Linked DNA regions of Homo sapiens: regions 1 and 2 are each linked to region 3. A link is a loop called in an ENCODE intact Hi-C map of the cell type or tissue named here. Cell type or tissue: GM12878. All regions are shown on one strand. Region 1 has its middle 16 kb from the start of LINC01074. Region 2 has its middle 90 kb from the start of LINC00358. Region 3 holds the start of LINC01075 (long intergenic non-protein coding RNA 1075).

Region 1 (8,000 bases), 95 kb before region 3:
TTTTTCTTATAATAGCTTAATCGCATTTCTAATGTGTGAAACTAATGTGAAAAATACAGTGAAAAAATTGTGTAATATATATCATAATGTATACATTCATTAAAAGGTGTTAGTGAATGTATTACATTGTTTGATGATACATCCACCCCTTCATCTCTTTAAAACATGATTCATGTGTCTTTTAGAAAGAATAATAATATGATAAAGAAATTTACTAAGAATATGCGCATCTAAAATTTAATAGAGCCATGTTAATGTTAAATAAGCTTTAAAAGGCCGGGCGTGGTGGCTCACGCCTGTAATCCCAGCACTTTGGGAGTCCGAGGCGGGCGGATCACAAGCTCAGGAGTTTGAGACCAGCCTGGCCAACATGGTGAAACCCCATCTCTACTAAAAAAATACAAAAATTAGCTGGGCATGGTGGCATGTGCCTGTAATCCCAGCTACTCGGGAGGCTGAGGAGGGAGAATTGCTTGAACCCAGGAGGCAGAGGTTGCAATGGGCCGAGATTGCTCCACTGCACTCCAGCCTGGGCAATAGGGCAAGACTCAGTCTCAATAAATAAATACATAAATAAATAAATAAGCTTTAAAAGAAAATAAAGCAAGGGAGCTTTCCAAAGTGAGTTATGGAAGATCAAATTATTTACTAAATAAATAATAAAAATGGAGGCACAAGCTTATAAAACCAAATAGCATGAGTCATCCTATTCATTTGCTAACTTGATATGTGTGATGATATATTTGGGAGACATTATAAAAAGTAGTGTGCCCCAGCAAATTTTCCCCAACTCATGAGAGTGGATTGTGTGTATCTCTTTCCAACTCTGCATCGTATTTTTACTCTAGGGAGTTCTTTTCACTTTATGTTAGGGCAAACTTCACAAAAGAGCAAAATTCTTAAGAGGTCAGGACTACCCAAAATGGTACCTTGTCAATAAAATTTCTCAGGGCGAAGTACACCACATACAGAGTCAGCATGTCAAACTACCCTATCAGAATATATTTTAGGAATTTTTTTTGTTTACTCCTCTAATATTAAATTCACTATAGTCATATGCTTTGCTATACACTAGATATAAAAACCTAGGGTCTCTTTCCTCAAGAAGCTTATAGTCTAGTCATAAAATAGAGATTAAATACATAAATAAATCAATATGAAACTAGAAATTTAGAAAATTTATATTAAGATCATGAAAATGTGCCATAGTAGAAAATAACTAAGGCAAATCTAATTAGAAAAGATGTTTGGAGACAACCTCTCTGAGATGATATTTAAACTGAGATTTGGAGGATAAAATGAAGCAGGCCTTGTGAAGATCCACAGAAAATGCACCCCTGGCAGATGGACAAGCATGAAAGGGCACTAAGTAGGACTGTCCTTGGCTTGTTTTAGGAACTCTGAGCAGGCCATTTGGGCTGCAGCAAAGTCTGTAACTCGAATGCTTATTAGAGCCAGTCAAGTTAGGTACATGAGTTAAATAGAACAATGTCAGTGTCTTTAGTTGTATTTTTTTCAACCATATACACTTCATTTGCATATTAATGGAATCTTAATTGTATTATTCCCACAGGGACACTCTGTGATTGCATATAAAACACATAGGAATATGTTTTACTATCAGAAAGAAATATGCTCTGTCCTAATTTTTGTGATACACACTGGTCCTTTGGGTCTATCTTTTGTTTTCTCCTTCAACTTGGCAATACCAAAAACAGCAGGGCAAGCTCAATGATAAATGTCAAATGACAGTGGATCTCAGTATTAAGGTAACAAGATGGTGACATGTCTCTGGTGAATTGAGAATGCACATTTCATATAAAGATTAGAGTCTCTACCCAACTCAAGTGATGGAAAGAAGGTCCAGGTTAGGTTGAAATTATGATTTTTAAAGAAGAACTTAGATCTAAATATTTACACATAATCTCCACATTTTTCAATATTGGCAAATAGTTTTGCAAAAAACAAACACACAGGGATTACTATCAAGACTATATAATACTCCTTTCCATTGTCAAGAACTGTGGAGGGCCTAAGATTTTACCCTACTTGCAATCTAACAAGTTATTCTTCAACAGTTTCATCAATTCTGGAAAAAGATGTGAGATTCCTGTGTCAGAGAAAATGGACAGTTTATTACTCACATAACAGTGGTGGCCAGGTTATCAGCATTTGTGTTGGTTCTTCCAGTCTCATTCCCCACTGACCAAGGCAGAGCCAGCTGACACCTGCATATGTGTGGATTGCATTATAGAAAAGGAAGAACCTATTATTTTAGAATAATTTTATAATTATTTTTATGATGGCAAAACACATCTGCCATTTTGGTCTAGGTATAGATGTCATCTTTGTCTTCCAAGGCTTTAAGCAGACCCTTAGCTCTGAAGGGATACTAACTCTGTCTTCCAAAGTTACTCACTATATAAACTTATACTTAAGAAAATTAACTAGAATGGACAGTTGTTGTCTCTGTTTGCAAGATGTCTGGAAACATAAGAGACATTGAAAATTGTCTCTCAACATCTATAGGCCTCAAAATATCCACTTCTGCACTAAAGCATAATGAGTGAGAAAGGAGACTCAATTAAAATAATGTTTCTTGAGATAGGCAAGAGCCAGATTGTAAAAGAGCTTATACACAAAAGCCCCTTTATATTAAGTTTAATGGAAATCCATCGTTGAACATTGAGAAGAATAACATGAGCCACTTTACATTTTCAAAAGCTCATTAAGGTAGTCAGATGGGGAATGGACTTTGCTGGACCAGACTGATAGAGGTGAACCACTTAGGAAAGGCAACTAAAGATGTCTAGACATGATATCAGTGATGTCAGAGCAGACGAAGGAAACCAGATTGATAATATCATCTTATGATAACACTAGAGATTGAATCTATATTCTTGACTGACAAATAGGGAGCAAAATGGAAAGAAATTAATTAAGGGAGTCTCACAGTTTATTTGAGAGGGGAAGCAAGTGATGGAATATGGGGAAAAACAACAGTTAAATTTTTGTTATATTTCAGATATTTACTAAATATTTATAGACAGAATCAAATCAGGTATTTAAATATATAATTTGGAGACTCAGATAAGTGTTTTATATCATACATACTATGTTGGAAGCAGTTGTCAAATAGATGGCATTTAAATGATGGGTATGAATGGAACCACATATGGATGGCATAATAAAAAATATAAACAACCAAAAGATGGATTTTTGAAGAAAACTAAATTTTTAGAAGCTTTTTGGGGATTTAGAAGTGAAAGAGAGAGCTTTTTTTCTTCCTTCTCTTTCTTTCTTTCTTTCTTTTTTTTTTTAACGAGTTCTTGCTCTGTCACCCAGGCTGAAATGCAGTGGTGTGATCATTGTTCGCTGCAACCTCAAACTCCTGGGCTCAAGTGAATGGTTCATTTGAGAAGAAGATGTAAATAATGCTTTAGAAATAAGTGCAGTGCAAGTCATTTAAATGTGATCCATAGCATCTGTGGAGAAACAGTCTTTGACTGAGGGTGAAACACGAAACACTTTCACTTTCACAGAAGAAGAGAAAATAAAAATAGACTCAGAGGCAAATCTGTTGAGCATTTCAGCTAAAAAAAAGATGAAGGGATCTGTGTCTCACAGCTTTTATTTTCTCAATCACATAAGAGTTAAAGTCATCAGCAGAGAGAAAAGTATGGCAGGTTTGAGGAAAGAGGAAAAGGTAGAATACGATATGTGTAGAGAGTGAGCAGATGATCTTTGCTAAGTGCCCACATGATGTTAGTATTCATAAATTTACATTAACATTCTCATTGCAGGATGTGGAATTTTCTTCAGGAATAAGTAATTCCATTAGTAAAACATACAGAAAATAAATGTTTGGGTTTACCAGTGATTAGAGTACCAGACAAATATATCTGAAGGCCAAATGGACAAGGTAATTAAGGACATTTTCAAGAGAGGGATTGTGATAATGAACCATAGAATCTACACTGGATAAAGAAGAAAGCAAACATTGGACTGTCCACATAAAAATGTAGGGTTGGAGTGCGTGTATTCTTTTTTCCCATGAGAGTGAAAAGTTGTTTCTATGAGGCCACTTTAGGAGGAAACGTGAATAGATGAAAAATAATGGTTTGAACTGAATGCATGAATTTGTGATTTTTAGAAGTTCTACTGTTTCTGGTGTTAAAGCAAGTTAAGATGGACACCAGGTCAGAAGAAACTCTAAACAGACAAAGCCAGTTAGGCCTCATAAGTAACAATAACCTTGCTAGATCTGCAAACAGAAGCAAAACTTAAGCTATGTTTTATAAATGTCTATAGAAAGAAAAATGAAACTTAAGGCTAGCCAATAGAAGCTGCTAACTAACTTAAAGTTATATAACTGCAGACTTTTCAGCAGAATAGGTCAAAGAAGGCAACTGAATAACCATAACCAATCAATTTTTTTGTCTGTTTGTTTTACTTCTGTGTTTACTCTATAAAAGCATTCGCTTTGTGTTCCCTCAATGGAGCCCCCAAACCACTTCTGTTTTGGAGAGGACCAATACATGAATCACTGTTTCAGCAAATAAACTCTTTAAAAATTTTACCTGCCTCAGTTTTCCTTTTCATACTGGTGATGATAGTTTTTAAAGAGTTTGTGGCAAAAGTAAAAGGGAGGAAATGTACGCTGATGATCAAAGAACAGAGAAACGCAGACTTATCCATGTGATATATTATGCTTACTGAGATCAATTAGAAGTGTTGAAGGAGAAGGAATATTGTGAATCAGATAATAAGGTAAAGAGCAATAACCTTGACTGCAGCATAATAAAAATCATCAGAGGTACTTGTAGATTATTATTTTGCAGTTTCTAGACACTATTCCAGGAGGCTCTGAAAATGTAGACTTAGGTAGGGCTTTGAATTCTGTGCGTTTGCCAGTTATCTCCAAATATTTCTTTCATCAAACAGTTTGAGAAATATTGGGTTAGGACAAAGAAGTGTTCTCATCTCAGAATAGGAGATGCAGGCTTAGTAGTGCAAGGATATAGGGTAGAGTAGGAGCGAGATATAAAGCATGCATCAATAAAGATGAACTCAAAACTTCAAACAAGCAGCCAGCAGATTAGTGTTTACCAACATGTCTGATTGTGGATATGATTCTTCGGTGTTCTTCAGCTGGTCCTCCACCTCTTCCTCAAAAAGAATAACTGAATACTACACTATAAAAGGCGCTACACTAAGGTTTAACTGCTTAATGAGATTTCTAAACTGTAAAGGTATTTAGAAGTATAATTCTACAATTCCATGTATATACTGTTTACTAATGTTAAAATAAATCAGTGAGAATGCTTTCTGTCTCTTCAAAGATCATGGTATATAGTTTTTTCTACCAGATGTACAAAGAAGAGCTCATGCCATTCCTGCTGAAACTATTCCAAAAAACTGAGGAGGAGGGACTCCTCCCTAACTCATTCTATAAGGCCAGCATCATCCTGATACCAAAACCTGGCAGAGAAACAAAAAAAAAAAAAAAGAGAGAGAGAAATCTTCAGGCCAATTTCTTTGATGAACTTCGATGCAAAAATCCTCAACAAAATACTGGCAAACTGAACCAGTGGCAAATCAGAAAGCTTATCCTCCACAGTCAAGTAGGCTGTATCCCTAAGAGGCAAGGTTGGTTCAACATACACAAATCAATAAATGTCATTCACCACGTAAACAGAAATAATGACAAAAAAACACATGATTATTTCAGTAGATGAAGAAAAGGCTTTTGATATAATTCAACACTCCTTCATGTTAAAAATTCAGTAAACTAGGTTTTGAAGGAACATGCCTCAAAATAGTAAGTTATCTATAACAAACTCACAGCGAACATCATACGGAATAGGCAAATGCTGGAAGCATTCCCCTTGAAAACGATCACAAGACAAGGATACCCTCTCTCACTATATCTATTCAATATAATATTGGGAGTCCTTGCCAGAGCAATCAGGCAAGAGAAAGAAATAAAGGGCACCCAAATACAAAGACAGAAAGTCAAACTATCCCTGTTTGCAGATGACATGATTATATACCTAGAGAGATCCATAGTCTCCACCCAAAGGCTTTTTAAGCTGATAAACAACTTCAGCAAGTCTCAAGATTCAAAATCAACGTGCAAAAATTACTAGCATTTCTGTACATCAACAAGAGTCAAGCTGAGAGCCAAATCAAAACATATTCCCTTTCACAGTTGCCACAAAAATAATAAAATACTGAGGAATACAGCTATCTAGGGAAGTAAAAGAGCTCTACAAGGAATACCACAAAATACTGCTCAAAGAAATCAGAAATGACACAAACAAATAGAAAAACATTCCATGCTCATGGATAAGAAGAATCAATATCATTAAATGGCCATACTGCCCAAAGCAATTTATAGATTCAATTCTATTCCTGTTAAACTACCATTGAGATTCTTCACAGAACAAGAAAATACTATTTTAAAATTTATATGGAACCAAAAAAGAGCCTGAATAGCCAGGGTAATCCTAATCAGAAAGAACAAAGCTGGAGGCATCACTCTGCTCAACTTCAAACTATAGTACAGGGCTACAATAACCAAAACAGCATGGTACTGGTACAAAAACAGACACATAGACCAAAGTAACTGGGATTACAGGTGGGCCACCAGTACTGCTAAATTTTGTAATTTTTTGGAGAGACAGGATTTCACCATGTTGCTCAGGCTGGTCTCAAACTCCTGAGCACAAGCCATCCACCCTCCTCAGCCTCCCAAAGTGCTGGGATTACAGGCATGAGCCATTGTGCCATGCCTTTATTCAGCCTCACTTTTAAAAGTGTAGTTCTCAAACTTCATTACCCATAAGAATAAAGAAGAGAACTTGTTAACATATCAGATTACTAAACTCCATTCCAAACTTCTGATTCAGTTAATGAGGGAACACTGTGACTATTAAACGTAAACAAATATAGAAACTGATGAGCTATCTAGATGCATTTATTCCAACAACCACCATCTCTGTGTAAGTATGCTTGGGGTCGATTAATTCAAATTTGAAGTTCTTATGCCAGCTTTTGTGCTTCCAAGATATGAACAGTGAAAACAATTTATGCAAGTGAAGATAGGCTCTGAAGTGCCAGGGCCTAATTGATGAGTGATTAATGACCATTAATCAAAATTTAAACAATAAAACTAGAAAAGAAAATGAAACACCTAAACCTTACCATATCTAGTTATAATATTTCCGTAGAAGAAGTTAACTTTAAGACTCAGTAAAGTGTTGTGTCATTTTATTTGATTTGATTTGATTTTCTACTTTGATTTGAAATATTCATGCAAGTACATGTCAATTTTGGATCTTTTGTGCAGAAAATATCTAAAAACTCTTTGGGCTTGTCAGGAGAGCAACATTGCTGAATAATTCTAGTAGGCCTGATTCTGTTAAATCTCTGAATAGCCATATGTTCACTCATGACAAAACATTTTGTGAGAAAACAAAATATCTTATAAAAGACAATTGTACTTATGGTGTCCTAATATAGAATATTAATATAAATAAAAATTCACCCTATTTTTAGCATCTTTTAATTTGTATAGTTTTAATTTTTTCAACTTAACAATAATACAATTTTTTACAGATGTAATCTAATTTTGGTTTTAAATTCACAGTTGTATTATTCAGAGTTACTATATTTTATGGAATATATGTGAAAAGTCCACTTTAGAGAACTGCATTATTTGCAGATAGAGAGTTTTAGATCAAGTCAATTTGGTTTAATTAAAATGATCAAAACACATGGATTCACCTCTACCTAGATATGACAAGCTTTTCTTAAGGAATTTTAATATGTTAGCACGTGTTCAAACTCTAAATATAATTAGTCTGTATTGTATGTCCTATTTCTTTTTGGTTTACATTGAAAGGTAATTAAATAATATATTATGAACAAATAATTTTCAAATTAGTCAGTCTGCCATACTGCTATCAAGGTTTCTAGCCTTTTCATATCAGATGCAT
Region 2 (8,000 bases), 91 kb after region 3:
AAAATTATTTTTAATTATTTTGGGTACATAATAGCTTATTCATGGGGTACATGTGATTTTTTGATACAGACAGACATGCAAAGTGTAATGAACAAATCAGGGTAATTGGGGTAATCATCACCTCAAACATTACCGCTTCTTTGTGTTAGGATATTCTAATTCTACGTTTTTAGTTACTTTTGAAAATATACAATAAATTATTATTAACTATAGTGACCCTATTGGGCTATTGAATACTAGATCTTATTTATTTTATTGAACTGTATTTTTGTGCCCATTTTAAGACTAATAATTGACTGTTTTATTTTCCTAACAGCTGAGCTAGCCTTATGGGACTGGTCATGGATCATGTTTCCCTGTATGGTCAAAGAAGAGAGACATTGTTATGGAACATAGCCAAGAATAGCATAGATTAGTTTGCAGATAGAATGTTCCTGTCATTATTATTAGTTTGCAGATAGAATATATATATTATTAGTTTGCAGATAGAATGTTCCTCTCGTTATCATAATTTCTCTCCATGATTATATGTTTCCTTTACTATATTCCACCACAAAAAAGGAAAAGGGAAAAGTTCTGTGGATCAAGGCTGAGATCACAATGTTTCTGGTATGAGGATATAAATCTCTTATGTCCATGTTCATTGCCTTTTCCTATTCAGAGAATACCTCCATAAACAAAAACACACATATAAATATACTAAAGGCATCTATATGTATAGTCAAGTGTTCTTGAGATAAAAGGATACTATAGTATAAGAACTTGACCTTGTTTAAGAGGTCAATACTAATGAAATGCACCCTAAATTCATGAATGGTCTTCACAAAAAAAAATCTTCCTTCAAAAAACAAATCAGTGAATTATGTAACTGTGCTTTCTCTGAACAAAATATCTAAGTCTTGCAATACACTATTTATGCCATCACAGAAATCAATTTTTATTGTTTTTGTATTTTGCTATTTTTCAAAAACAGAAATAGCTAAATTAGTTGTGAAGTGTACATATATTTGTAAGACTGTCCTTATTAATATGTAAAAAACTTCCTATTATTTCACAATTTACCCTTTCTCTGTAATCCTTTTACACTACCTTTTTGCTTCTCTTTGCTTTTTTTAAGTAGAACCTATTGCTATATCTTCCTGATCACTGATATTTTCTTCTAGAATGTCTAATCTGCTATTGATCACACCCAGATAAATTTGTATTTCACATATTTTATTTTCATCACGTTTCATATAGTTGTTAAAAAAATGTAATTTCTCTTCTCATTGATTATGTGTTTCTTTGAATATTTGTACCTAGATTTAATAATTCTTTAAACTCAGTGGTCTAATAATTTCATGACTTCTATCTTTTTCGAGTCTTTATATATTAACTGACTTTTACAATTATAGGTCACTTTTTTCCTTTCATTTAAAAATTAGATATTCCATATGGTTAAATTTATTTTGTTGAGTGTCTAGAGTCTATTAATCTTCCTTTCTTTAAGAATGTTTAGTTTTGCTTTTGATAGTTAAACTAGTTACAGTAGGGCCTATTCCTTTTTAGCCCACTTTAAAAGTTTTATATGACTAGTCTATGAAGAGCTTTAATCTGCCGACAGTTCACTCTGACTTCACCGTTCAATGTGCTAGTGACAACCAAGGAGGCTTTGTCTTGGCTGTTCAAGGGCTCAAAAATTTTCTTACTCTGTGTGAGCTGCAGAAGTTGTTCATCTTACACCTCCCAGTTTTTTCTTCACTGTTTCACGTACTTTTACTTAATACAAGAGGGGCCAGGCCGAACATGTAGAATGACCTAGATAGGACAACTGTGCAAATTTGTGAAGTCTTTTTGGCATAGTTTCCCATTTTTCTAGAACTCTGCTTTACAACTTTGAGCTACCTCAGACTCCAAAAACTCTTGATTTCTGCCTTTTCAACTCAGTGAAGCCCCCATACTCTGGGTTTCCCCTTTTCTCTGTCCATAGTTTGGAAATTGCTTCCCAACAGAAAGCTCAGGTAGCAATTTCATCTCTTTTGTTTCCTTTCTCCCAAGGATGGATTTGTACTGCCTATTGTCCAATTTTTAAAAATTTGTTTCACATGTGTTGTCTATTTCCTACCTGTATATGGAGGAACCGTTTCACCAATGGCTGAAAAATGAAAATCTCTTTTTTTTTCAAATTATTACACATCTATAGTTTATCGATGATAATTTCTTTTTCTTTTTCTTTTTCTTTTTTATTTTTCTTTTTTTGAGACGAAGTCTCACTCTGTTGCCCAGGCTGGGGTGGCATGATTTCAGCTCACTGAAAGCTCTGCCTCTCAGGTTCACGCCATTCTCCTGCCTCAGCCTCTCGAGTAGCTGGGACTACAGGCGCCTGTCACCACGCCCGGCTAATTTTTTGTGTTTTTAGTAGAGACGGGGTTTCACCATGTTAACCAGGATGGTCTCGCTTTCCTGACCTCGTGATCCGCTCACCTCGGCCTCCCAAAGTGCTGGGATTATAGGCGTGAGCCACTGCGCCCGCCCAGTATATCAATGACATTTTCTAAAGGCTATAACTAGGAAAGTTACTCTTTTCAAGAAGTGTATCTAGTTCTTTCTATTGTTAACATCTTTGTCATTTAAAAAAATTATATCTATATTAGCTATACAGTTATTAAGCCGTGACTTGGCCGAGCTTGCTGCCTGCTTTCTTTCCTCCCTTCCTTCCTTCTCTCTTTCTCCTTTTCTTTCTCTCTCTCTCTTTTTTCTTTCTGCAGAAATGCACTATACTCATAGAAGAGCAATTGTCACTCAATACAGATTTCCTTTTATCTTGTGTACAATGAATTATTGCACGTATATATTGATTGCACTCATCAATTGCCTTCAACCAGTCAAGATGAAAATGTTTTCCCTACTTTTTCCCATGAATACTTTGCTGTATTTCTAACAGTGAGGTTTAGAAGCTCCTTTCTTTTCTTGCTGTTATCTTTGCTCCCCATTCATAAGAGAGCTACAATATAATAGTAAATATTACCACCATAAAAAATAAATACAGAAAACACATTGAAACCAAATAAATTATTCAAAGCCTATTTCTAGGGCAAAAATGACACAATATTCAGCCTAACTTTGTCTAAAGTAAAATTATTAATATTGTGAAGCACAAATCCAATATGTGACAAGCAGGTTGGAATCCTTTATAACTAGAATTTCTCATAGAGCAGTGATTTTTGAGTTAAGATTCCCACTGGAGAGCTTTAGTCAGTTCTGATTTTTCCGGGGAACTCCTAAATCATTGCCGTTTAATCCTTTTGATGTCAATGTCAGGAAGTATTCTCCAGAAAACCAAAATAACTGGTCTCTTGAAGCTGCCTAGCAGTCTAGCATAGCACCAGAGGCTCTTTCTGATTCTTATCTATCTAAGGTTGTAAGTGAGTCCTGAAAAGGAAGAAGGGAAGGTGCTGAATTCTAACTTGCCTCAACACTTTGGTCCCATGCCAGCTCTAGATCTGAATGTAAGAATTGGAAGAGGAAATTTAGCTACAATACAATTGAAGGCCTTATTTGGTTTTAACTGCTTGATCAATGTGTTTTTAATTTTTCGTCTGACTTGCTCTATTAAATAGTTCTGAACATCAACCAAAATCAGAAAGAAAAGCTTATCATACTAATTTTGATTCAATGATGAACGTTTTGTTGTCACCCCTCAACATTTAATTCCCAAAAATAAATATTCCAAGATGTTTTCATGTTGCTACTATATTATGGTTTGTCTAGATCTTTAGTGATTCTTATTTTTCTCTTCCACTGATAATTCTCTACAGCATGCCTGATTTTGCTAGAGTCAATGAATGGATTGAGAACAGCACTTGAGGGACAGAAAACGGACACTATTCTGTGCACAAAACCAAGGAACCAAAATACTTAAAAAAAAAATAAAAGATTTTTTCAGTGTCTTAAGACCCACAAATAACCTTGAAGACAAGAAACTTTAGTTCTATTACATCTTTGGAATTGCTGAAAAAGCTGTAATAAAAATAAAAGTAGATAAACATTGCCACCCAGTGTTCAGTTTCAGGTATTGTATAAATTACAAACCTAATATCAGAGATTTTTCTTTCTTTATCCACAAGGTTCCAGATTAAGTCTTTAATCATTTATATCCTGAAAGATCTTGCTTCCTTATTTGGGAATCATATTCTATCTCCAAAAATTGATTTGTTTATTTCAATCCGATATTCTTTTCAGCATTTCGATGGCCTTGTATCTCAGAGTAGCTGGAATTTATTCAACATCCTATTAAAAATATCTAGTTTTAAATAGCGCAATAAAATATGTATGTATGCATATGCATCAGTGTACATTTTTCCTTGAATAATATTCTGTATCTTTTCATCTAAAATCATAAATGATTATAAATTTAATTTTAAAAGGACAAAACCATTATTTTTAGTTTCCACTGTTTAGTATGCATCTGCAGTCAAAAAAATTTTGGAAGGTAAATTAAGATCCATTGATGTGAATTTTCTATTTACATAGTGATATATTCAGACACATACTCAATGGGAGTTTCAAACATACATACCTCATTGCAAAGTCTGAAGTAGCATCCCCACTTTCTGTCCTCCTAAGTTCATAAACGTAAAGAAGTTACACTAAACATATGTGTTACTTATGACAACTCGTTAACCAGTTTCTTTTGCCTAAAAATATATTCTAATTTTAAATCAATTCTGTAGCAATTCATGAAAAGAAAATTTTAGTGAAACAGAGTTGGTAACAAGACAAGTAAATATTTAAAATATTTAGAAAGGTACATGGAGAAAGATACAAGAGAAGGCACATATCCTTAGGAGAAAAAGACTGGTGCCAGGAGAAAAAACAAAACTATTTTTGAATTCTAAAAATTGCCTAAATTCCAAATAGAGTGTCCTTCTTCATTTGCATCTTTTTAAAGACTAATTAAATCTCAGTATAATTCAGCATCATATATCCTGCATGCTCTAGTTTTTAAAGGAGAGGATGAAAAAGGAAAAAAAAAACACCAAAAAACTCCTACTTCTTTTTTATTTCTAGGTAGACACACTCATTAATAGATTTGTTTTAATAAATGCTATTTTTGTAATAGAAGTCATCATAATCAGTTAAGAGAGAAAAGCCTAAGAGCTTAGACTGAGACAATGCCTATTGAACAAGATGAAGAAAATAGAGCTCTCCTGAGATTTATGATTAAAACCAGGATGAGTAAAAAACAAAGCAGGAAAAGAAATAGTGTCAGTAATGTCATTTGAAAGCAAAAATCATTCAGTTCCATAAATTAGCTACGTATAGTGCAGCAGTAGAGAAAGAAGGGTATTCTTTTTGCATTGTTACAAGGGAAGTGGAAAATAATTAAATGATACTGTAATCAGAGAACAACTGTTGTATATCTTTAGCCAAAAAAGTTTAGAAAATAAAAATATCAGCTCAGTGTGATGGCTCATGCCTGTAATTCCAGCACTTTGGGAGGCCGAGGCAAGCCGATCACTTGAGGTCAGGAGTTTGAGAACAGCCTGGCCAAGATGATGAAACCCCCGTCTCTACTAAAAATACTAAAGAAAACCAGGTGGGATGGCGTGTGCCTGTAATCCCAGCTACTCAGAAGGCTGAGGCAGGAGACTCTCTTGAACCCAGGAGGCAAGAGGTTGGATTGAGCAGAGATTGCACAACTGCACTCCAGCCTGGGCAACAGAGTGAGACTCGATCTCCAAAAAAAAAATAATAGTAATACATATGTTTGTGTGTGTGTGTGTGTATATGTGTGTGTGTGTGTGTGCATATATATCCTTGATGAGTATTTTTCTAAATGCTTGTGAGCTAACATTTTAACAATGTTTGCTCTATCTTTCTTTGGTTTGAGGTTTTAGTCTGAATAAATGACAATTTTTTTAGCTTTTCATTGAAAACAGATAAGCAATGTTTTTTTAAAATTTTCTTTTTACATACTATATTTTCTGTTGTCTATGAAGGTTGTTTTATAGGTAGTGACTTAACAAATCTAAAATTAATTACCATAATTACATTTGTAAACATGAAGGGTGAGTTTTATGCAATGTGTAATTTTAAATATAGTCACAAAAAGACATGATAAATAGTTGAGAGGATGGATATGCTAATCAACCTTATTCAATCATCCTACAATGTATACACTTGTCAAAACACCACATTGTACTCCATGAATATATACAATTTATACTTTTTCAATTAAAAATTGTAAAAATTAAAAAATAGATTTTAAAAAAGAACTTTAACTCTTTCCTCAGTTACTAATTTTACTTCAGCTTGACACCCTCTCTAAAGGGTGGGGAAGAAAAGGCAAAAACCTGATTATTTGCATGTTTTGACAGCAAATTTGTGCAGAGCTATCAATTCGAATAAAGGTTTCAAAATCATTAATGTAACTTGGATATGTTTTTCTTGTTTTCTCTTTAGGAAGAATTAAATACAATAAATTTTAAGAATATATTCTTATATAATCTTCCTGAAAATAAAAAAAAACATGCCTATGTGATAAATGCCTCTTTAGAATCTTAAAAAATTGAAGTAGATATTGATTTCCCTTGCTTTAGCATTAAAGTAAAAACAAATTCACAGTAAACATAAACTAACCTATACACATTATGGGGCTTCTGAAGTCAAACTCTCATACATTTATCAAAGCCAGAGCTTTTTTACATGAGATATATGTATATGCATATATATATGCAAGATATATATATGAAAGATATATATATATATGCAAGATAAAATAAGATTGTCCTGTAATGATTTTTTTACTTATTTTCATCTTTCTGAAATGCGAGTAGATGACATTTTTAATGAAATCTGATGGTAAAGAACCAGCAATAACATAACTTTCTCTTGAATTTTATTTTCTGAACAATGTCCTCCATCCTTAACTGTTTTAATTTTCTTGCGATGGAGTCTATCTTGTTGCCCAGGCTGGAGTGCAGTGGCAAGATCTTGGCTCACTGCAACCTCCGCCTCCTGGGTTCAAACGATTCTCCTGCCTCAACCTCCCAAGTAAGTGGGATTACAGGCACACACCACCATGCCTGGCTAATTTTTGTGTTTTTAGTAGAGGTGGGGGTTTCACCATGTTGGCCAGGCTGGTCTCCAACTCCTGTCCTCAAGTGACCCACCCACCTTAGTCTCCCAAAGTTCTGGGATTACAGGCATCAGCCACCAGGCCCGGCCCACCATCGTTAAAGTTTTTCCCTCTCATACTATAATTGAGTGCAGGCCTGACTTGCAAGGTCAAAAACAGGACTAAGTGCAGTGAAAGGAAAGTGATTTTATATCTAGAACTAGCAGTGGGGAAGCAGGCATGCTACATCCCACTAGAACCAACTTCAATAGTTTGGGCTGAAGAAAAGGGTTTAAAAAGGGGAAGCTTGATATGGGAGGTCTGCAGGAGTTGTACAAGGTGCAGAAACTGTGAATCTTGTTCTAATGCCTGTATTGAGTTATGATCCACTGGGAGTGTGGGATGGTGTCATCTTGACAGTAACCAGGCTGTAGATTATTGGTTTTGAGGCAATCATTAAGTGGAGGTGAATTCTGCAGCTGGGCCTTCATGCCTGGTTTGTTTTCAGTTAGGCCCTGGAATTTCTTAATAAGCATATAGTTAGGTAACCTTGCATGGGGTAAGGGGGAACATGGTGGGAAAGAGAAGGGAGGGGAATTTCATAGTAGGTTTCAAGGCTATATTTTAAGATGAAGAAAAACAAGTTTTCTACCTTTTGCTTTGAGGTTACATCTTGAGACTGGGAAGGAAGGAGGAAAAAAAACGTTTAAAATGCATTTTGAAGCTAACCTACTCAATTACAATACTAGATATTGGATGAGAAAAGACTGTACTCCAAAACTGTGTCTTAGTGTACAGGGAGGACACATTCAAGAAACTAACCTAGAAATGATTAACCTATTGAAACGGGAAAAGTTCCCTTGTCCACCTCACAAGGCATGTGATGTGGTGTGGCTCACTT
Region 3 (8,000 bases):
AACTGTAATAGTTTTACTTATTGTCTTCTTTTATTAATCAAAACTTACCAGCTCTCCACAACCTTACTATGCCAATTAACTTTCTCAAAGAGTAATACATGTTTCTTTTTTTGCATAAAACCTCTAACCTTCCCTTTGTTCTTTGGACCCACCAAAGACAACCCGATCCAGGTGTGTGTCCCAAGTTGCAATTCTTTCTTCTTAAATAAAATGTTTAACTTCAGAGATTTGTCTCTGTATATTTTATTTTACTTCACCATACGTTATGATACAAAAGAAATTATAACATATGAGTATAAAGTGAATTTTGATTGTTTACATCCCTTATTGGTATGAATAGCAAAAACATAAGTTGCTGTCTCATTACAATTTGAGACCCTTAATTCTACATATAGAATAAAGACTTTGGTGGTTCATTGAGTAAAACATTCATAGGTGTTTTATATGTATATGAGAATATACTTGGGAACTTTTCTTGTTGCTTCAAAATTTTACTAGAACTTCAAAACGGAGGATAAAGCACACTACTGCGATCAGGTTTTAAGTAATGGTGCTAAACAAAATTTGGTGAGTCAAAAAATGTAAAAGATTGCCATTGCCATTCCTCTATTAGCTCTATCACACATCTACTGTTCAAATAAGGGTAGATTAGATTTCTGAGGAGATTCTTTAAGGAAATTATAGATGCAAAGAGATCTGGCATTTTATTAGGAAAAGACTGGATATTTCTGCCCATTCTTTTCCCCAATCTAAGGTGGGCATTCCTGGGAAGCCTCCCATAGACATTGGGGTTGTCATATAAGAGGACATTTTATCTCACACTCTTCCCATATATGTGCAACACTGTTGATACCTATATACACATTCATTGGGTGAGGAGGCAAGATCTGGTATTTATTTCTCAAATGGGAAAGTCTGAAGACAGTAGGTGACTCGATGATAACAAGGCACTATGAGAGGGGAGCCATTAGCCAAGCTGCGTTTTTACTATTTACTAACGTCGAGGGTACATTTTATTTTATTGAGGAAAAGACGGACAGAGGAAGATGAGGAAACTGAAGTTGTGATGAAAGAAATCTACCTAAGTTGGCAGCCAGCTAGAGTGAGGAAATTTCTACCAAAAGAAGCTATGATTGAAGTCCTAGAAGCAGGAATTGAGCAAAGGGTTTAAGAGACTGTATCTCCTATCACATCAGCCAAGTAAAAGGAAAATTGCACTTTTACTTATGCCCCTTCTGTCTTCTTTAAACCTGGAGTAACCACAAATGTCCACTGTGGGGGAGAGAGAGAACAAAATTTGAAAGAATCCACATTTCTGCAACTCCCCACATCCACCTCTGCAACTGCTAGTCTCTAGGCCACTGGTCAGGCCTCTACTGAGAGAATGAAAGGAAACTCAAAGTGAACATGAGTTTTAAGTTTTGATGTAGTCTGTTCTTAAATAAGTCTATTCTAACTTGGGAGGCCAAGGCAGGTGGATCACTTGGGGCCAGGAGTTTGAGACCAGCCTGGCCAACATGGTGAAACCTCATCTCTACTGCAAATACAAAAATCAGTGAGGTGTGGTGGCAGATGTCTGTAATCCCAGGTACTCCGGAAGCTGAGGCAAGAGAATCACTTGAACCCGGGAAGTGGAGGTTGCAGTGAGCTAAGATCACACCAACTTATTCCAGCCTGGGGGACAGAGCGAGACACAGGAAAGGGAAGGGAAGGGAACGGAAGGGAAGAGGAGAGGAGGGGAGGGGAGGGGAGGGGAAGGGAAGGGAAAAAGAAAGGAAAAATAAAGAAAAGAAAGAATCTATTCTGATAGCTATATGTTAATAAGAACCTTTAAGATTTGCTTGAGATGGGCTGGGCACGGTGGCTTACCACTGTAATCCCAGTGAGAGGTGACAATGTGTTAGCAGCCCTGGCTCCCTCTCAGTGCCTCCTTGGCCTCAGCGTCCTCTCTGGCCCTGCTCAAATAGCTCTTCTGCCCGCCACAGCGCTGTGGGGCCCCTCTCTGGGGCCGGCCGAGGCCGGAACCAGCTCCCTCTGCTGGCTGTGAGGTGTGGACAGGGAGGCACGGGCGCTCCTGGGCCGGCGAGGGTTCCTGGTGGGCACGGACTTGCCAAGCCCCTGGCGGTGGGACTGCCCTGGCTAGGTGCAAAGTCCAGGGGCAAATGCCAATGGGAGGTGAAGCTGGCTGGACTTCTGGGAGGGGTGGAGTGGGGACTTGCATAACTTTTGTGTCTAGTTAAAGGATTGTAAATGCACCAATCAGCAGTCTGTGTCTAGCTAAATGTTTGTAAATGCACCAATCAGCTCTCTGTCAAAACGGACCAATCTGCTCTCTCCAAAATGGACCAATCAGCTCTCTGTAAAATGGACCAATCAGCAGGATGTGGGTGGGGCCAGATAAGGGAATAAAAGCAGGCCACCGGAGCCAGGAGCCGCAACCAATTCAGGTCTGCCTTGGGGGTGTTCAGTGTTTTTTATTTTGCTCATCACAGTGAATTTTAAGACTGCTCAGTGTTTGGGTCTGCACTGCGTTTATGAGCTATAACACTTACTGCAAAGGTCTGCAGTTTTACTGCTGAAGCCAGTGAGACCAGGAACCCACCTTAAGGAAGAAACTCCAGACCCATCTGAACATCTGAAAGAACAAATTCTGGACACACCATCTTTAAGAACTGTAATCCTAACTGCAAAGGTGCGTGGCTTCATTCTTGAAGTCAGTGAAACCAAGAACCCACCAATTCCGGACACACCAGCACATTGGGAGACCGAGGCAGGCAGAACACCTGAGATCGGGAGTTTTGAGACCAACCTGATCAACATGGAGAAACCCCGTCTCTACTAAAAATACAAAATTAGCTGAGTGTGGTGGCACATGCCTGTAATCCAGCTACTCTGGAGGCTGATGGAGGAGAATCGCTTGAACCTAGGAGGCAGAGGTGGCAGTGAGCCGAGATCGTGCCATTGCACTCCAGCCTGGGAAATGAGAGAAACTCCGTCTCAAAAAAATAAATAAATTGATTGTGATGTCATGAAGGTGCAAAGACAGTTAAAGATTACTGATATTGTTACAACACTGTGTTGATTGTAGTAGTGGGAGAAAATACTGTTTTCTGATTAGTTTATCAGATATAGCTCATTATATATGTGGTGAGAGGTATGAGTGTCTTCATTTTCAAATCATAAAAAACTGTAGGGGGTTTACCAAGACTTAAAACTTGTTTGTTAAGTCTTTAAAGCCTTTGCTATATTTTACTAGGCATTCTATGGTTCCTTTAAGAATTTTATAGCTCATCATTTTAATTTTATTTAGTTTTTACCATATCAAGTGCAAGCTCAGATAAGTTTTCCAGATCTTTCATTAGTGTCAAGTCGTGTTAGCTAAAATGCACTTCAAAGTAGTTTCTAACGTTTATATATACTTTTCAGCAAGGCCAGACTTCTGACTACCCCATGATATACCTTCCGTATTCCTGTTTTTAAGTTTGCCTGGGCTGGTTCTTTCTTTAATAGCAATTTGTCACTTCTTGTCTGCCTATTTTGAAGGTATACAATTTTAAGATTCAGCTCAAGCTGGGTTTCCCAATACAAAAGAGCTTAACATGACTTGTTCTTTTCCACGTAATGTAGCTATAGTATTAACAAGCTAGGCTTTGAAAGAAAAGTAAAAGAAAATTTTAAACATTGTTGAAACATGACCACACCATTACACTCATTTGAAACAATTTATTTACCAGTGAGACATAAATTGTTTTTGTTGATTGCTATTTTGTAGTATAAGTTTGGATTGGCTAAGTATTGCAAGAAAGAGAAAGCTGATCTGGGAAAGACATCAAAATAAAGAGGAGTTGTATGCTTTAAATATAAAAATATAAAGCATTAACTATATTAGAATATATTTTACAAGTTCTTAACAATCATAGAATTCTAGAAATGGAAATTGGAAGATAAATATATTATTAGTGGTTAGAGGAAAATGAAAAATCTGCCTAATTTCCAGATGGCAGTTTTAATTTTATTTCCCTGTATCTATAAAATAAAGGTATTATTAGATTACACACGTATTTATATGTACATAGCTGTACTATAGTGACATAAATATATTTATAATATATATTACTATCACTTAGGTATAATGATTAATGACTACTAATTAAGAACTGATCCGTGTAGATCATTTACATGAAAAACAAAGAAATATATGCTAAAATTACATCATGAGAAAAAATGTCCCAATGTCAATGAATACATTTTATTTCTTAATTTAATGATGCAATATTATCAGTAAAAGAATATTCAAGGTAGCAAATAACTTGGATGTGAATTTGATTTCCATAAAAATTTTACTTAGGCTTCTAAATTTACTCCTCAACTTTACACAACCCATGCTCTGAATCTACCATGTTGTTTCCTTGATTTTCTTTGTATTTTAGGAGACATATAGAAACTCCTAAGAATATAGTAAAAGTACAAAGAGAAGATAGAGAGAGATCCCCAAAGAAATTAACAGCCCCCTAATTGCTAATTAAAAGCTCTTTGCTTTCTCTCCACATGGCCAGTACAGCTGCTTCACATCCTATCACTGAAAAGAAACACATAAATTCAAAGACGATATTGAGAGCAGCACCTGGTTCTGAGTGCACCTGTCGTGATGAGAGTATATTTCATACTGTCTGTAAATTAACATTTCCTAGGGCCCCAAAAGATGATTTTTTTCCCTCATTCAACTTCTTCCGTTGTCCCCAGTGTAAAGAATCAGTAGTTTCGCTTCCATTTTCGATACTAAATATATCATATCGTTATTTGCTTCACTGGTGCAGACACCTGCCTCCTGCTGTAAACGCCGTGTTCCAGCTCTAAAAGATTTCCCCAGGGCTTCCCATTCAAGTATTGGCTTGTAACTATGGCTTAATATCGTGTCAAAATCTCTTAAGGAAGATACAGCCTGTCACGTCATTTAAAGATTGAACCTTCATCTACTGAGATTCTGAAAATGTCCTTTGAGTGTTTGAAGCATGAGCAGACAAATAAAAGGCTAACAAGTCATTTGTAAAGATAATAGCTAACAGCAAGCATTCTCCTTTCCCTACCCCCTTTCCATTAAATGTTGATAAAGAAAAAAGAGAGCAGACTGCAGGGCCCTAGTTTTCGTTATTTGTAAACAGGTCAGAGGAAGCTTAAAACTCAAGTGTTTTAGACATGGAAAAAAAATATCTCCAACATCCTGCAAGGATTCAAGCATCACTGAAACGTGAATGAGATGTCAGTTTTCTGAAGGAAATAATTTTACAGACTCAGGATAGAGATGTGGTTGCTAAAATGCTTTTAATGATTTTTTAAATTCACTATATTATAGAAAATAAACTGGGTCTGTTTTTACCTCATGGTGGTTTTAATGCTTGGCTTGAAGAGTAGTAGAAAAAGCTTTACAAGTTGGGAAGAAGATCAGGAACCCCCTGTGGAATTTGGTAAGTGGAATAGTCAGTTCTACATTTTTGAATTACCATAATTCATACAAATCTCATAGGTGGCAAATAAATAACTTTAATCTTTGTCATTTAGGAGAATCAAACTTCTCAATATACAGATAATCCTTGAGTTAAGATGAGATTATATACAATAAAGCCATTATAGATAAAATATATTGTAAATAAAAAATGCATTTAATACCCCAACAAACCCATTCTAAAGCTTAGAGGGAAAGAGAGCCATCAGGTCAGGTTTGTATTTCTCAAATTCACAGTCATTGCCACCTTTGCTGCAGAAGTGGTCTGGCCTGAGTTTGAAATCCCGTCCTCCTGAAAATCAGAATGAGATGTTCCTAAAGAGCATTAACAGCATTTTTCAAAGAGAAATAAGCAGGGCAACATAAAATAATGTCTCGAATAGAACATGGCAAAACCCACACTAAAGCTGAAAATAACAAAGAAACCATTTTTGAGAACAGTGTTGATGTCCTACAGGTAGTATCCCCAGCCTTACTTCTTCCCTTCTATATCTTGAACTAAGATTACTGAAATACTAAACTCCTAAACTGCCCTTCTTTTGGAACAACATCAAGTGTATTAGGTTGGAGCAAAAGTAATTGCAATTTTTGCAATTAAAAAGCTGCAAAAAATTATTTTTGGGTACAAAAATAAAATGGACTTTGCTTCTCTGATCCTTGATTGGAATCACTCGCCACAAGTCCAAACTCTGTGAGAATACCTCCCCACTCAGCCTTTCTGAAATATACCATGGTTGCTCTAGTGTGCATTCTTCTTTGCTGCATTAAGCTATTCTGTTTGAATACAAGTACGCTCCTGGTAGATCTGGCATGTTGGTGTTTATTAGTGAGAATTTCATTATGACTTGATTGATATCCTTGCTGACGCAGACTAGGACTCAGTTACAGAATGAGATTCATTGAGTCTACTTGCTCAAGACCACCGTGCTTAAAATGGTGAGGCAATTCTTGCACTGAATCTGAACTCTGAATACTTTCTTGAGTCCTTTGGTATTAGTGCTATTTTATTTGTCATAAGAATAAAATCTTTAAGGAATTTTTGGTTATATTGTCAAATTTGTGCTTATTTTTTTTAATGACAATTTTGTTACTGAAATTCTAGGGCTTTAGTCTATGTCCTGTTAGCTTGCCACACAGAAAGCCAATCACTGAGACAATGAGTATTGCCAGGGATGGAGGCTTTATTCAGGTGATGTAGCCCAGGAGATGGGCAATTAGTTTCAACTCCATCTCCTCAACTGACTAAAATCAGAGGTTTATATAGCAAGAAAGAAATATAACCATGTGTGGGAAAACAGGAATAAGGGAGGGGTAAGGAAGAGAGCTGGTCAATAGGAAGTAGGTGGTTGGTTATACAGACATGTGAATGAGGGATCTGGTATTCATTGTCCACATGTGGTGATTTGGTAAGTTTCAGTTCCTTTACACTATCCTGATGGTTTGTTTTCCGAGAAAGGAACTCAGGTAAGACAGATGTAACTTTTTCAAGTTTTAAGACTGGGAAGGTCAACTTCGATGTTTATTCAAAAGAAACCACAAACATCAATTCTATGGGACAACTGGGACAGTTTCAGTTTGACAAAGCATGAATTTGTTCCCAGTCTTTCTGTTTGTCTAGTTATTATCTGAACAATTGTCTGTATATAAGGGTAGGTTTATAAAGAGTAGAATATATATATATATATACATATATATATATATATATACATATATATATATATATATATGGGTTGTATGAGCCTGTATTCTAAGCCAGTACCAAACCCTAATGTGTTCAGAAGTTCTATCACAGCTGCTTCCTTTGCTTTGTTTTTCAAAATTTAATAGGAATTTCTTCAGTTTTGGATCTGTGAAATTTGCTTTGAGATCAATCTCCTGGCCACACATTTGCTGGCTAAGGGACTGCTATCTGACCCAAAATAAGCCCATTGGGTAGTATTGCTTTGGCTCGTCCACTAATAAGCTTGTGCTACCTCTGGAAGAATGCTGGGTTCTTTTATTATTGTTGCTGTTATTATTATTATTGTTGTATTTATCTTTTTAAATGGCCTAACACTGACTTGACCATTTCAAATTGCAGTGGTTACTTAGAAAATTTTTGACACCTAGAAGATTGTTCATTTGAGAGTTACCTTAGAACAACAACAATAAAAAGAATCATTCACAGGGAAATCCTGTGTCTTATCTATGTAAAAGAGGGGTTAATTTGTTTAGCATAAGAGACATCCTTTCTTTCTTTCCACATTTGAGCATTGATAAGAATGACTATTTTAATCATATACTCTTAAAAGAATTTGGTTCTTGATTAAATTTTCTGTATATGCTGAATTATTGAATATATATAAACATAAATTTTCCTTCCTAATTGATAAGGAAATTCATAATTAACCTCCTATAATAGTAAGTCCATATATAGTAATATTTGTGTTTGAGTATGTGGCTTCTTCTAATTTCTTCCATCTCCTTTTCCCCAATTTTTTTCTTCTTGTCTCTCACA

What was found. Hi-C counts contacts between places; a loop is a spot of excess contacts. Peaks named below come from ENCODE experiments on the same cell type or tissue, not always from the same donor. Only the 100,000 strongest peaks of a DNase experiment are listed, where the experiment ranks them.
Region 1: a loop joins it to region 3, with 2.2 times the contacts of the local background. A loop is called at or near these places in 2 of 110 quality-filtered maps.
Region 2: it touches region 3 in a loop (4-fold over the local background); 2 of 110 quality-filtered maps call a loop at or near these places.

What each region holds. Positions count from the first base shown.
Region 1 is chr13:62,301,452-62,309,451 of GRCh38, reverse strand. No RefSeq gene overlaps it. Among named protein-coding and RNA genes, the nearest start is that of LINC01074, 16 kb to the left of the region's middle. In GM12878, no CTCF peak of the experiment used is centred here; a DNase peak (open chromatin) is centred at 3,471; H3K4me3 peaks cover 713 bases; H3K27ac peaks cover 1,457 bases.
Region 2 is chr13:62,115,966-62,123,965 of GRCh38, reverse strand. No RefSeq gene overlaps it. Among named protein-coding and RNA genes, the nearest start is that of LINC00358, 90 kb to the right of the region's middle. In GM12878, a CTCF peak has its summit at 4,021 (motif pointing left); a DNase peak (open chromatin) is centred at 3,447.
Region 3 is chr13:62,206,499-62,214,498 of GRCh38, reverse strand. It overlaps LINC01075 (long intergenic non-protein coding RNA 1075), which reads right to left and starts at 2,217. Exons shown (of 4, transcript NR_125787.1): 1 at 1,870-2,217. RefSeq lists a silencer at 1,909-2,203 and an enhancer at 4,691-4,790. In GM12878, no CTCF peak of the experiment used is centred here; a DNase peak (open chromatin) is centred at 4,808; H3K4me3 peaks cover 936 bases; H3K27ac peaks cover 2,396 bases.